Linked DNA regions of Homo sapiens: region 1 is linked to region 2. A link is a loop called in an ENCODE intact Hi-C map of the cell type or tissue named here. Cell type or tissue: body of pancreas. All regions are shown on one strand. Each heading gives the region's core, and the rest is flanking DNA. Links, peaks and the distances in the headings are about the cores only. Region 1 overlaps FKBP5 (FKBP prolyl isomerase 5). Region 2 holds the start of FKBP5 (FKBP prolyl isomerase 5).

What was found. Peaks named below come from ENCODE experiments on the same cell type or tissue, not always from the same donor. Only the 100,000 strongest peaks of a DNase experiment are listed, where the experiment ranks them.
Region 1: a loop joins it to region 2, with 2.0 times the contacts of the local background. A loop is called at or near these places in 20 of 110 quality-filtered maps.

The regions. Positions count from the first base shown.
Region 1 is chr6:35,629,593-35,637,495 of GRCh38, forward strand. It overlaps FKBP5 (FKBP prolyl isomerase 5), which reads right to left. Exons shown (of 11, transcript NM_004117.4): 3 at 7,422-7,566. Among named protein-coding and RNA genes, the nearest start is that of MIR5690, 31 kb to the right of the region's middle. In body of pancreas, for the core only: no CTCF peak of the experiment used is centred there; a DNase peak (open chromatin) is centred at 4,899; H3K27ac peaks cover 2,330 bases.
Region 2 is chr6:35,687,307-35,692,306 of GRCh38, forward strand. It overlaps FKBP5 (FKBP prolyl isomerase 5), which reads right to left and starts at 1,609. Exons shown (of 11, transcript NM_004117.4): 1 at 1,498-1,609. RefSeq lists enhancers at 549-618, 639-728 and a silencer at 989-1,838. In body of pancreas, for the core only: a CTCF peak has its summit at 1,923; DNase peaks (open chromatin) are centred at 455, 775, 1,735, 4,215 and 1 weaker place; H3K4me3 peaks cover 1,632 bases; H3K27ac peaks cover 4,283 bases.

The DNA of each region.
Region 1 (7,903 bases), core at 2,904-7,903, 55 kb before region 2:
CAGACTAAATTGTTACATACTTGAAGGTAGGGGTCATGTTTTAATTACTCTTTGCAAAGAACTATAGCACCACAACACTGTACTCAAAAAGAGAACAAAGGCATGATGTAATATCGAATTTAAATGGAGTGAGAAATTTGCTCAGCTTTCCACAGCCTAAATCAGCTCCTCCCTGATATCCACTCAGCAGTGGAAATTGGAAGCATTCCTCCTCTATCGCAAAGTACCAGGAAAAACCAAAGTAAGTACTTTCTTAAAGTTTGCTGTCTTTCTGGCTCACACTTTTGGGGACAATTAAAAAAATTAAATATTTTAGCCTAAAAGCTTTCCTTAAAAATCTCCTGAATGCTCCTAAACTGCATGTAAAAAAAAGTAAACAGATACTAAGAATATATTGGCTGAGTGCAGTGACTCATGCTTGTAATCCCAGCACTCTGGGAGGCTGAGGCAGGAGGATCACTGAAGCCTAGGAGTTCAATGCTGTAGTGAGTTATGATGGTGCCATTGCATTCCAGCCCCAATAACAGAGCAAGTCTCTGGAGAGAAAGAGAGAGAGAAAGAGGGAGGAGGAGGAAGAAAGAGAGAGAGAGAGAGAGAGAGCGAGCGAACACAAGCGCCAGTGCTTTTGATAAACCTTACTATGACATATCATTACTGGTAAGAAATGTCTACTGTGGCTGGGTGCAGTGGCTCACCCCTGTAATACCAGCACTTTGGGGGCCAAGGCAGGCGGATCACGAGGTCTGGAGATTGAGACCATCCTCGCCAACATGGTGAAACCCCGTCTCTACTAAAAATATAAAAATTAGCCAGGCATGGTGGTGCATGCCTGTAATCCCAGCTACTCAGGAGGCTGAGGCAGGAGAATCACTTGAACCCGGGAGGCAGAGGTTGCAGTGAGCCGAGATCGTGCCACTGCACTCCAGCCTGAGTGAGAGCGAGACTCCGTCTCAAAAAAAAAGAGAAATTTCTACTGTATATCAGGCACTCGATAAATACTGCTAACCAGGACCTACTTCATTTCTGTACCTGGTTTGGGCTATGTTTTAAACCTTAAGATCTAACATAACTTAAGAAAGACTACCTGGATTTGAATCCTGGCTCTGCCACTTACTGTATAGCCTTGGGCAATTTACCGAGCTTCTCTGTACCTTAGTCTGTAATATAGTAAACAAAAAATCACATCAAACCAAAAATGGTTAATAACAGTAGGTAACCAAACCATAAAAGAAAAAACTGATAAAGCTGACTTAATCAGAAGTAAAAACTTTTACTTTTCCGAAGACCAATTAAGAAAATAAAAAGGCAAGATAGACTGGGAGATCATATTTGCCAAAGTGCTTGTCCTTTTAAGTACAACTCAGTAAGACAAACAACTGATGTTTTAAAATGGGCAGAAGATCTGAACAGACACTTTACAAAAGAAAACATACAAATGCCCACTAGGCACAAGAAGAGAGACCCTCAATCATCACTAGTCATCAGGGAAATGCAAACAAAAACCAAGGTGAGATACTACTTCATACTTACTAGAATGGCTAAAGTTAAAAAGATCGACAATACTACGTGTTAATAAGGATATGAAAAACTGAATAGCCCCAAATTGCAAACAACCAAATGTCCTATTTTTGAATGGGTGAACAAACTGTGGCATTCCCAAATTGTGGAATACTTCTCAGGAATTCAACATGCATGAATCCCAAAGTCATTATGTTAAGTGAAAGAAGTCAACACCAAAGATAATACAAGATTCTGTTTATATGAAATTCTACAAAAGGCAAAATTATAGTAACAGAAACCAAGTTAGTGACTGCCTGGGGCTCAGGGTCCAGGAAGGAAAGTGACTGCAAAAGGACATAAAAATACTTTTTAGGGTAAAGAAATTGTTTTATATTTTGATTGTGGTGGTAGTTACAGAAATATTATCAAAATTCATCAAACTATATACTTAAAAGGGTAAACTTTATTATACGTAAATAATACCTCAATAAAAAAACCAAAGTGGCTTCGACACAAATATTAATATGATTGTCACCTAAATTATACTAATTGTACAAAGAATCCAAAAAATAGTAAGATTGAGGCTGGGTGTGGTGGCTCACGCCTGTAATCTCAGCACTTTGGGAGGCCGAGGTGGGTGGATCACGAGGTCAGGAGATCAAGACCATCCTGGCCAACATGGTGAAACCCCATCTCTACTAAAAATACAAAAATTAGCCAGGCATGGTAGTATGCACCTGTAGTCCCAGCTACTCAGGAGGCTGAGGCAAGAGAATCGCTTGAATCCGGGAGGCGGAGGTTGCAATGAGCGGAGATCACGCCACTGCACTCCAGCCTGGGCGACACAGCAAGACTCTGTCTCAAAAAAAAAAAAAAAAAAAAAGGGTAGAAATAATTCTTTCATCCTCCAAATCTATTGCCCTCTTCCATTTTAGTGAAAATATATTTGCTGGGGGGAGTAGGGTAAAAGAACAGAACCCCTATTATAGAAGTATGTATGAAAATCCTTGTTCTTAATTCAGCTTCTTTTTAAATGGGCTATGACCAGTTCTAATAATTCACAACCTCTAATATTTAGTTAAGAAAACCTAGTAAGAGAAATCATCACCTCTTCACTCTAATTTCTGTAACATATTCCACAGTAGTAATAATCAGTTCCCTTAGATTGATTCTGTCTTTCCCAACTTCCTGGGGCTAAGCAAGATGGCTGAGCATTGTTTCCAAGGTTTGTACGCATGCATAGTCAACAGATGAAGTCAGGACCCAAGATGTTATAACACAGCTTTTACCATTCCATTATAAAACCAGTGAAAAATCCTAACACTGCCACAATAATAATCAACATCTGAGTGCTTACCATTTGTTAGGCTGAATGCTAGGCGATGGTGTACATTATCTTAATCCTCAACATAATAATATATACTTATATAATCATATATAATATATGTAGTATATATGATTATCATAACCTTAGATGAAGAAAGTAAAGAATAGAGTTTAAAAGATGGTACGGCTAGCCAGGCGCGGTAGCTCATGCCTGTAATCCCAGCACGTTGGGAGGCCAAAACGGGTGGATCACCTGAGGTCAGGAGTTCAAAACCAGCCTGGCCAACATGGTGAAAGTCCGTCTCTACTAAAAATACAAAATTAGCCAGGTGTGGTGGCGCATGCCTGTAATCCCAGCTACTTGGGAGGCTGAGGCAGGAGAATTGCTTGAACCTGGGAGGTGGAGGTCACAGTGAGCTGAGATCATGCCATTGCACTCCAGCTTGGGCAACAAGAGTAAAACTCCGTCTCAGAAAGAAAAAAAAAAAAAGAAAAGAGAAAAAGATGGTATGATAAAAGCAACAGACATACACAAAGCAAAAGACATATACAAAGCAAGTGTAGGTATAGCTTGAATTTGTGTATTTTATGATATGTTTATCTTTTCAATGGGATTTTTACAGATAGGCTCTTATAGTTCTATGTTAAATACTGAAGTCATACTAGAATCCCCAAATTAGGATGACTTTCCATTGAAATATTTCTATTTATTCCCTTGGGAGAGGTACAATATAAGGGATCAATGGAGTTCAATGAATAATATTTATACTACTGTCCATTTATATTATTTTCTTCATTTTGATAAACTACCTAATGCTATAAAATATAAGTATAAAACTATAGTCTGGGCACAGTGGCTCATGCCTGTAATCCCAGCACTTTGGGAGGATAAGGCAGGCGGATCACCTGAGCTCAAAAGTTCGAGACCACCCTGGGCAACATGGTGAAACCCTGTCTCTACTAAAACACAAAAAATTAGCCAAGCGTGGTGGGGCGCGCCTGAAGTCCCAGATACTGGGGAGGCTGAGGCACGAGAATCACTTGAGCCCCAGAGGCAGACGTTGCAGTGAGCCAAGATCACGCCACTGCACTTCAGCTTGGGCTACAGAGTGAGATTCCATCTCAAAAAAAAAAAAAAAAAGGAAAAAAAAAACCCCACAAAACTATAAACTGCCTAACCAATGTTTCTTGTTTTGTAGGCAACTAAATACGTTATGTTATAGATGTTTTACCAGAGGTATATTGCTCTATCCTAGTATTTCCAATTACCATCTTAAGGAGGCCTCTAAGGGTCTCTTTGTGTTGGTATTAGTCTTTTATGGTTTTTGTTCCCGCATTCTTTACAGAAGGAACAAGAATGGAATCACATAAGCTCTCCACAGACTTCTTTTTACAGAAGCAGGTAAGATTAAGTGGCTTACTCATGTTAACACACCACAAGGAACAGGGAAGACAGGAACCCTGGCTTCCTAATGCCCGGCTGGAAGCTTTTTCCATGAGACCGCACTGACTCTAGACAGGTGTGTCAGAGGTACAAAGTCAACTGAAAGTTGCCTCTTTTTTTCTCCCAACTTGTATTTAAAAAAAATAACTCAGAAAATCTTCTTACTCTGCTTAAAATTCCAGGAAACTCATTCACCATAGTGTTTTACTGAGAAAATCTCAGTAGAGAAGATACCAATATAAATTCTCAACAATTCTTAATTCTGCTCACCAAGATAACTGCTAAAAGGACCTGTTATCTTAACTCTCAGCTTCTTTAAGACAGGAATTCTAAGGATAGAGTAAGGATTTAGCAGGTGGCAGGAACAAGGGGGTCTGACAAGGTCAGTCACTCTTAGGTCACCTAAATAATGATGCCACACCCATTCTGGCAGCCCTGGAGGTTCATATGCCTAAATCAACAACAACAACAACAACAAAATTCTAAAATAACTGTCATAATTATCTGCCACAAGACTGTATTTGATTTTTACTGCTATCTTATTCAAACAAAAAATTAATATCTCATGAGCCATTAACCTACTAAAGACCCAAAGGAGAAGAGAGCAGGGGCGTGGCCAGAACTGGAGCTTGGAAAGAGCACAGCTGGACGGGAAGCAGAATTCACCAGGCACACAAATGATACAGGAAGCAGGGAAGGCTGAGTGGCAAGAGACAGAAAGTAACTCCTCAGTTTCTGCTTACTATATTTCCTTTCCAGATCCATGCTTAGTTAGCAATTCAACTAGATACAGAGCTGAAGGACAAGGGAATGAAGTCCACACATAGCCATGGTGGTGAATAGGGGGAATACTTCTTTTTTCCCTAATCTAGGAACAAACTACAGTTGCTTGTCTGTGGCAGACAAGAATAAAAGATGTAACTCAGCCACCAACTTCCAATAAGCCACATGTTCTACAAAGTTTAATTTGATGTATGGGCTATTATTCCTACAAGATTAAAAAATAAGAACATTAAATGAACTAAAGACATTTAACAGCATTTGAGGCCAGGTGTGGTGGCTCATGCCTATAATCCTAGCACTTTGGGAGGCTGAGGCGGGCAGATTGCTTGAGCCCAGGAGTTCAAGACTAGCCTGGGCAACATGGTGAAACCCTGTCTCTACAAAAAAAAAAAAAAAAAAAAAATTAGGCTGGGCATGGTGGCTCATGCCTGTAATCCCAGGTGTTTGGGTGGGCTGAGGTGGGCGGATCACTTGAGGTGAGGAGTTCATGGCTAGCCTGGCCAACATGGCAAAGCCCCATCTCTACAAAAAACACAAAAATTAGCCAGGCGTGGTGGTGTACGCCTGTAGTCCCAGCTACTTGGGGGGCTTAGGCATGATAATCTTGCTTGAACCTCGGAAGTGGAGGCTGCAGTGGGCCGAGATGGTGCTACTACACTCCAGCCTGGGCAACAGAGCGAGCCAGACATGGTGGCATGCACCTGTATTCCCAGCTATTTGCGGGGCTGAGTTGGGAGGATCACTTGAGCCTGAGAGGTTGAGGCTACAGTGAGCCGGCCCGGGTGACAGATCGAGACCCTGTCTCAAAAAAAAAAGGCATTTGAAAATAATTTAGTAAAAATCATACTTAATACTTGAAAATAGTAGTTCTCAACCTTTTTTCCTCAGGACCCCTTAACATCTTAAAAATTGAGGACTCCAAAGAACTTGTTTATTTGACATATCTACTGAGATTTAGTAAAAAAGTAGTTATTTAATAATTCATTTTAGAATAACCCCATGTTAATATAAGTAATTTAATTTTGTACAAAGTATTTGTATATTTTGTATTTTCCAAAATAAAAAAAAAATTAGTGAGACGAGTGTCATTGTTTTAGAATGTTATACATGTGGAAATGTGTTTGACTTGTAACACGAGACAACCAGATTCTCCTATTTCTGCATTCATCTGTTGCAATTTTGGTTGAAGTACATAGAGAAGAAAATCCAAACCCACAAAGATAGATAGTTGAAAAGGGTAGGAGCCCTTTAACAACCTTTTAGATAATTGTGAATATAATTATCTGATACTACATCAAAACTGTACAACTTGTAAGATTCATAAAAGTCAATTACAATGTGGAAACTGAAAGTGTATCAGTGAACTTTTCATACTGTTACATTAAAATCTGTTGGTCTAACTTTGAATGAATTGTTTATTCACACATGATCTTGTAACATCTTGCATTGGTCACTGAGAAAATATTCATTCTTAGTTATACAGATCTTCCAAATGTGGACACATTTCATTGTATATTTAAAACCACATTCATTAATACCCACCAATCTCATCAGAAAAGTCTTCGGAAGCTGTCAAGCCCACAGTGGCAAATAAGCCCACAGTGGCAAATAGGAGTTCTCCTAAACTATAATTTTTACTTGAAAACTTAATGGCAAAAAACATTGTCAGTTGTTTTTCCTTGAAGTGACAGACTTACTCCATTCATTCTCAGAAAAACACCTGCCAAATACTGAATCAAGTCTGCATAATCAGATTTGCCCTTTCAAGTAAAAATGGTATCTCATGAAATAAATGCAGTTAGTTCAGATCTCAACTAAAACAAGAGCACAAGTACTTTTCCTTGAGACAACCATCATACTTTGGGGGACAGAAGTGCTCTACACGTGCTTCCCTTTCTGTCACAGAATATCAAAGTGATGTGAAACTCAAAGATTGGGTTTCAATAAAACTAATAATTTTTACTGCTTTATCAGGACATTTTTACGTGAAACTAGCTTTTTCCCTTATGTAAATAGTGAAGGAGTGGCAGTGGAAAATACCATGACTACTGGAACAGCTGGTTACCACTGCCTTGATTTGTGTTAAGGAACCAGCAGTTTTTTTACAACTGCAGCTTTTGTACCATCAGTGCAAATAAATGTCAATACAGTAAAATGGCAAATAATATCTTAGTATTGTTATGAAAATAAATGACATTTGGGACCCCCTAAAAAGATCTCAGAGAGCCCTAGGGATTCTCAGACCATTCTTTGAGTACTACTACTCTAAAATTTCTTTACTTTTAGAAAGGATAGAATCCTCTGCTCCTATATATTACAAATAGTAATAAAGCTAAGTAAAACACAACTCAAAAAAATACCCTCTTACCTTTGCCAAGACTAAAGACAAATGGTTCATTTCTATCATGACTGGAATCAAACTTCTTTCCATTTGACAATTTTCCTTTGTAATGGACATAAACTTTGTCTCCAATCATCGGCGTTTCCTCACCATTCCCCACTCTTTTGACAATCTAGAAAAGACAAACATTAAGAAAAAGGAGGTCAAACTTTTTACTTGTAATCAGAGAATAAAAAGGTCACACAGTCCATCCCAAGACATCCAGGCAGATATGCAAATATACTATTATCCATTCTTTCTAATGCCTCCCTTCATTCCTCACAATAACTCATTGTTAGAAAACTGTCCTTTACCAACTTGTCTTTTATGTTATATCTACTTTTATTGCTAATCGCACTATTTATTCCTTCAAAGAATTAACCAATAAATCCTGTTCATTGGTTTAATGCCCTATATTTTGACAGTAAACTCTTTTTTTTTTTTTTTTTTTTTTTTGAGACGGAGTCTTG
Region 2 (5,000 bases), core at 1-5,000:
CATAATTGCAGACTGTCAGGCAGAGGTCAGCTGGGGGAGAGACAAACAGAAAATGGTGAAGTGAAAGTATGACAATAAAAATTTCCCACCAGAATAAGAATTTTTTTCAAGTCGATTCTTGGCTTTTGATTCAAACACCAAGAGAAGCAGCTCCCTTTAGAGAATTACTTTATAATTCTCTAAAGTAAAAACCCTTATGGAGGAGGTGGATAGAATCCCAGACTATTAAAAATACTTAACCAAAATATGCTTTAACTTTTCCCTTGTCCACAATCTAACAAAATGGGAAGACAATGAAAATAAACACTCCTGTCTACACTCAGAGAGGCAAAGAAAGCTCCCATTCAGTAGTAAGCCTTATTCCACTGGAAAACATACTCCTGAAAAGTAAATCCAAAACCACGAGCTCAAACTGCTTCATGCAGAATTTACTGAACGGCGGCCAAACGCTGAACACACTGTCCTGAACCACACTGAAGGGTATCTACAATTCTGCATCTCCGCTTACAACTTGAAACTTACTACGCTTTCGCCACCACTGCAGAACCCGATTTTAGAGACTACGATGGTCCTGCCGGTTCGTTAATCGAAGAAAGCCACTCTGCACCCTGACGCTCGTAGTGTCTTTTTGGTAATACTGGTTTTTGACTCTTATACTGTGACCGGTGCACCTTTTTGGACGACCAATAAGGCGGAAGACGTTTTCACGTCCCAGAACAGAAGAGCATAAGGAGCCCTGGCACAGCGTTCAGCCGCTTCGGTATGGCCTGGGAGTGACGCGGATCACCTGTTAGACGGCGCTGCGCGGACTCCTCCACAAGCGGCCGACAGCGGCGATGCGGTTCCCCAACGCTTGTCCCGAGGCGGCAGGTGAAGGCGGGGACCGCCCGTCCACACCCGGAGCGCGGCCACCCCGCCACCATCCCCTTCACAGCCCCGCCAGGTGGGCGAATCCGCCCCGCGCCCGCGGCGTCCCGGCGCTCGGCTCGCCCTGGGGTCCGGTTGTCCCGGCGCCCGGACCCGAAAGCGAAGTTTGGCTCCCGCCCGCAGCGGTGCCGGCTGAGGGTCCGGCCGCCTGTCCGGGGAGAGCCGGGGGCCAGAGACCGGAGGCGGAGCGGGACCTGTCATCCCGGGCGGGAAACAAAAGCCCAGTGAGGACGGGCGGGCGCGACCCGCCTCGCCTCTGCCGGGAGAGGCCGGCGGGGGCGGAGAGCGGCGCCCGCGGTCACTAGTCTCCGCGCCTCCCGCGGGGAGCACCGGCCCCGCGGCCCCTGGGGCGCGGCGAGGGGCGCCGCAGTGGGGCCGAGGCCTCCCGCGCGCTCCCCTCGAGGCTTCCGGACCCCGCTCCCCCGCGACACGCGGCTCCTGGGCTGCGAAGCCGCGTGGGGGTGGGAGCTGAGGCAGCGAGTGCGACCGCGGCGGGACCTGGAAGGAGGGCGTTCGGCTCCCGGGGCGCCGCGGCCGGCCGCCCCATCTCCGTGGCCATGGCGCCGGTACCTGTCGCCGCGGGGGCTCGCCGACTCCGTCACTCTCCGCCTTGCCCGTGCTCCGCTAACCCTTCAGCCCGCCCAGCAGGCCGCCCGCGCGCCGGACACCGCCGCCCGAGACTGGCAGCGCCCGCGAGCCGGCCCGAATCCCCGGGGCAGCGCCCGGCGCCGTCCCGCCCCAGCCGGCCGCAGGACCCGCCTTCCATAGGGCCCCGGGGCTGTCAGTCCGCCCCCAAAAGGCGCGCGGGCTGTCGATCCGCCTGTCCGGATTGGTGGCCGCGCGCCGTCCATGCAAATGAGGCCCCGCCCCCATCATTTGCTCCTCCACCTCCCCACGCCAGCCCACGTGTCTGGCCCTTGCCCTTTGTGGGGGCCATAGAGAAGGGATGGTGGAAACTGACACCCCCTCACATCTCTTACCTCCCGAGAAATTAATGCCTAAGCAAGCTAGTTGACTTCCCATCTGTATCGTCTCTCTGAAGGCACTGCCCCTCCTATCTGTCCACAGGGCCTACCTAGAGGCCGGAGAGGGGCAGGCCAGGCTGTTTGTTAGGTCAGCTGGCCAGGTTAGCCCTAGGAAGCAACCCCATTAAGTCTAAGATGCCCAGTCGGGACTGGGGAAATCCCACCTCGAGAACCAATTTAGCAGATATCACCTCCCTCTGGACACCCAGTGACTGTAAAGACCATACTTTCTCTTGGCTTGCTACCTTTCAAGCAGGAGATCCCAGGAGATTAAAACAGGAAGAGGCCTTACGGCTGAGTTCGGCCAGGTGGGGTGGCTCACGCCTGTAATCCCAGCACTTTGGAAGGCCGAGGTGGGCGGACCACGAGGTCAAGAGATCGAGACCATCCTAGCCAACATGGTGAAACCCCGTCTCTACTAAAAATACAAAAATTAGCTGGGCTTGGTGGCGCGCGCCGTCCCAGCTACTCGGGAGGCTGAGGTAGGAGAATCGCTTGAACCTGGGAGGCAGAGGTTGTAGTGAGTCGAGATCACGCCACTGCACTCCAGCCTGGTGACAGAGCAAGACTCCATCTCAAAACAAAAACAAAAACAAAACGGCTGAGTTCTTCCGCCAACTCCGAAAGGTAGACTGCCAACCAGATGGCTACCTCTGAGTTACTCCCATAGAGATGCAGGAGCTGCACCTGGGCCTTAGGGAATCTCTAATCAACTCTCTCATTTTTAAGGAAACAGAAACCTGATGTCCCATAGCTAGTTACACGTGGGACCTAATAGTTACCTATGGAAACCTAATATCCCATAGCCAGATTAGAACTCATGTCTCCTGGCTCCAAACCTGCTCTCTTTGCACTATACTGCATTCAAACATTTATGAAGAGCCTCGTCCAGAAATCGCCATGCTGCCTTCAAGAGATGATGCCTGGGCGCCGGGCGCGGTGGCTTACGCCTGTAATCCCAGCACTTTGGGAGGCCGAGATGGGCGGATCACCTGAGGTCGGGAGTTCGAGACGAGCCTGACCAACATGGAGAAACCCCGTCTCTACTAAAAATAATTTTAAAAAATTAGCCGGGCATGGTGGCGCATGCCTGTAATCCCAGCTATTCAGGAGGCTGAGGCAGGAGAATTGCTTGAACAGAGGTTGCAGTGAGCCGAGATCGCACCATTGCACTCCAGCCTGGGCAACAAGAGCGAGACTCCATTCTAAAAAAAAAAAAAGGGTGATGATGTCTGCAGAAAAGACAAATAAAGCCAAGACTGAAACCGCCTCGAGGGCAGGGGTTCTGTCTCAGTCATTTGTCTGTCCTCAGTGCCTAGAAGCTTCCCTGTTTACCAGTTGCCGAGGGGAGTCACTGAAACAATGTATTTGTTCATTAACGCAGAAAAACAAAGTTGATCAAAATTCCTCTGCATACTAATACCAATTGATTAAGCATCTACTATGCTTAATAATAGCACATATTAGGCAGGGCACAGTGGTTCACACCTGTAATCCTAGCACTTTGGAAGACAGAGGTGGGCGGATCACCTGAGGTCGGGAGTTCGAGACCAGCCTGACCAACATGGAGAAACCCCATCTTTACTAAAAATACGAAATTAGCCAGGCATGGTGACGCATGCCTGTAATCCCAGCTACTCGGGAGGCTGAGGCAGAAGAATCGCTTGAACCCGGGAGGCGGAGGTTGCAGTGAGCCGAGATGGCACCATTGCACTCCAGCCTGGGCAACAAGAGCAAAACTCCATCTCAAAAAAAATAATAATAAATAAATAAAATAAAATAAAATAAAAATAACAGCACATATTAAGCTCTATGCTATCAGGGTATATATGTCCCAACCCTCAAGGGCTTCATTAGGAGACAGTGACATACACGTAACATGTCAGTTCTCCTCTTCATGTTACAGGGGTTGTGACAGATGTCTGCATAGGGCACAATGGAAGGCGCCAAGGAAAGAGGAATCAGCTCTTCCTACGAGAGGCAGGGAAGGCGTCATTGAAGAGGTCACCTGACAGTAGAGCTGAATCTTAGAAGATGAAGTAGGTGTTTGCCAGACAGAGGGGTGTGGACAAGGGGGAAAGGGACTCCCAGGCAGGAGGGGACAGCGTGAGCAAAAAGCATGCAGACCTGGAAAAGCCTAATAATTGAGGGAACAGTGAGGAGCAGTGTGGGCAAATCTGCAGAGGGCTGTGTGGACGTGTCACATGTCTGGGACCAGGCTCTTCCAGGAGGAAGACAGAAAGGCAGGGGAGGCTGCCAGGCTGTGTTGTAATACACCGCAGCAACAACAACAGGCCCTGTAGATACAGCTACACGGTTCTTTTTTTTTCTAGGCCAGAGTCTGTGGAGAACAGTCAGTTCCACAGTTCCGATGGCAGCCTTGCTAGCCCCACCCACTCTCCCAGAAAACCACTCTGATCACTGCACTTGCCTTCCTTGGCATTTGGAAACACATGTGCTTGCATTTTCCCTAAACATTACTGCCCTTCAGAATTCAAAGATGACATGCGCTATGGCTGCAGATACCTGGATGTGGGATGAGCAGCCCTTTCCTAAGGCACAGTACGGTTCTTTGCAGGGTCTGTACCTAAGACCAGTTCCATGGGTATGTGACCTGTGTAGTACACAGGGCCGTGTACTTAGAAGAGCCCTGTGCTGGGTCTAATGCTCTGCTGCCGCCGTCTTGAAATTCTTAGTACTTTCTCAACAAAGGGCCCTGCACTCTCATTTTTCACTGGGCCCTGCAAATTATATGGCCAGTCCTGCCTGTCACTGGTAGTGACCCTGGGCATGCTTGTGGAACTGCTCAAACCACATCTCATTTTAAAAGCACTTCGCATTCACTAGACTCATTCACATGCATTTTATCATTTGATTCTCTTTTTCTGTCTTCCTTTTTCTTTTAGAGACAAGGGCTCACTCTATTACCCAGGCTGGCCTGGAACCGCTGGGCTCAAGAGACCCTCCCACCTTGGCCTCCTAAACTGTCAAGATTGCAGGTGTGAGCCACCTTGCCCGAACTTATCATTTGATTCTCACAATGGGGTA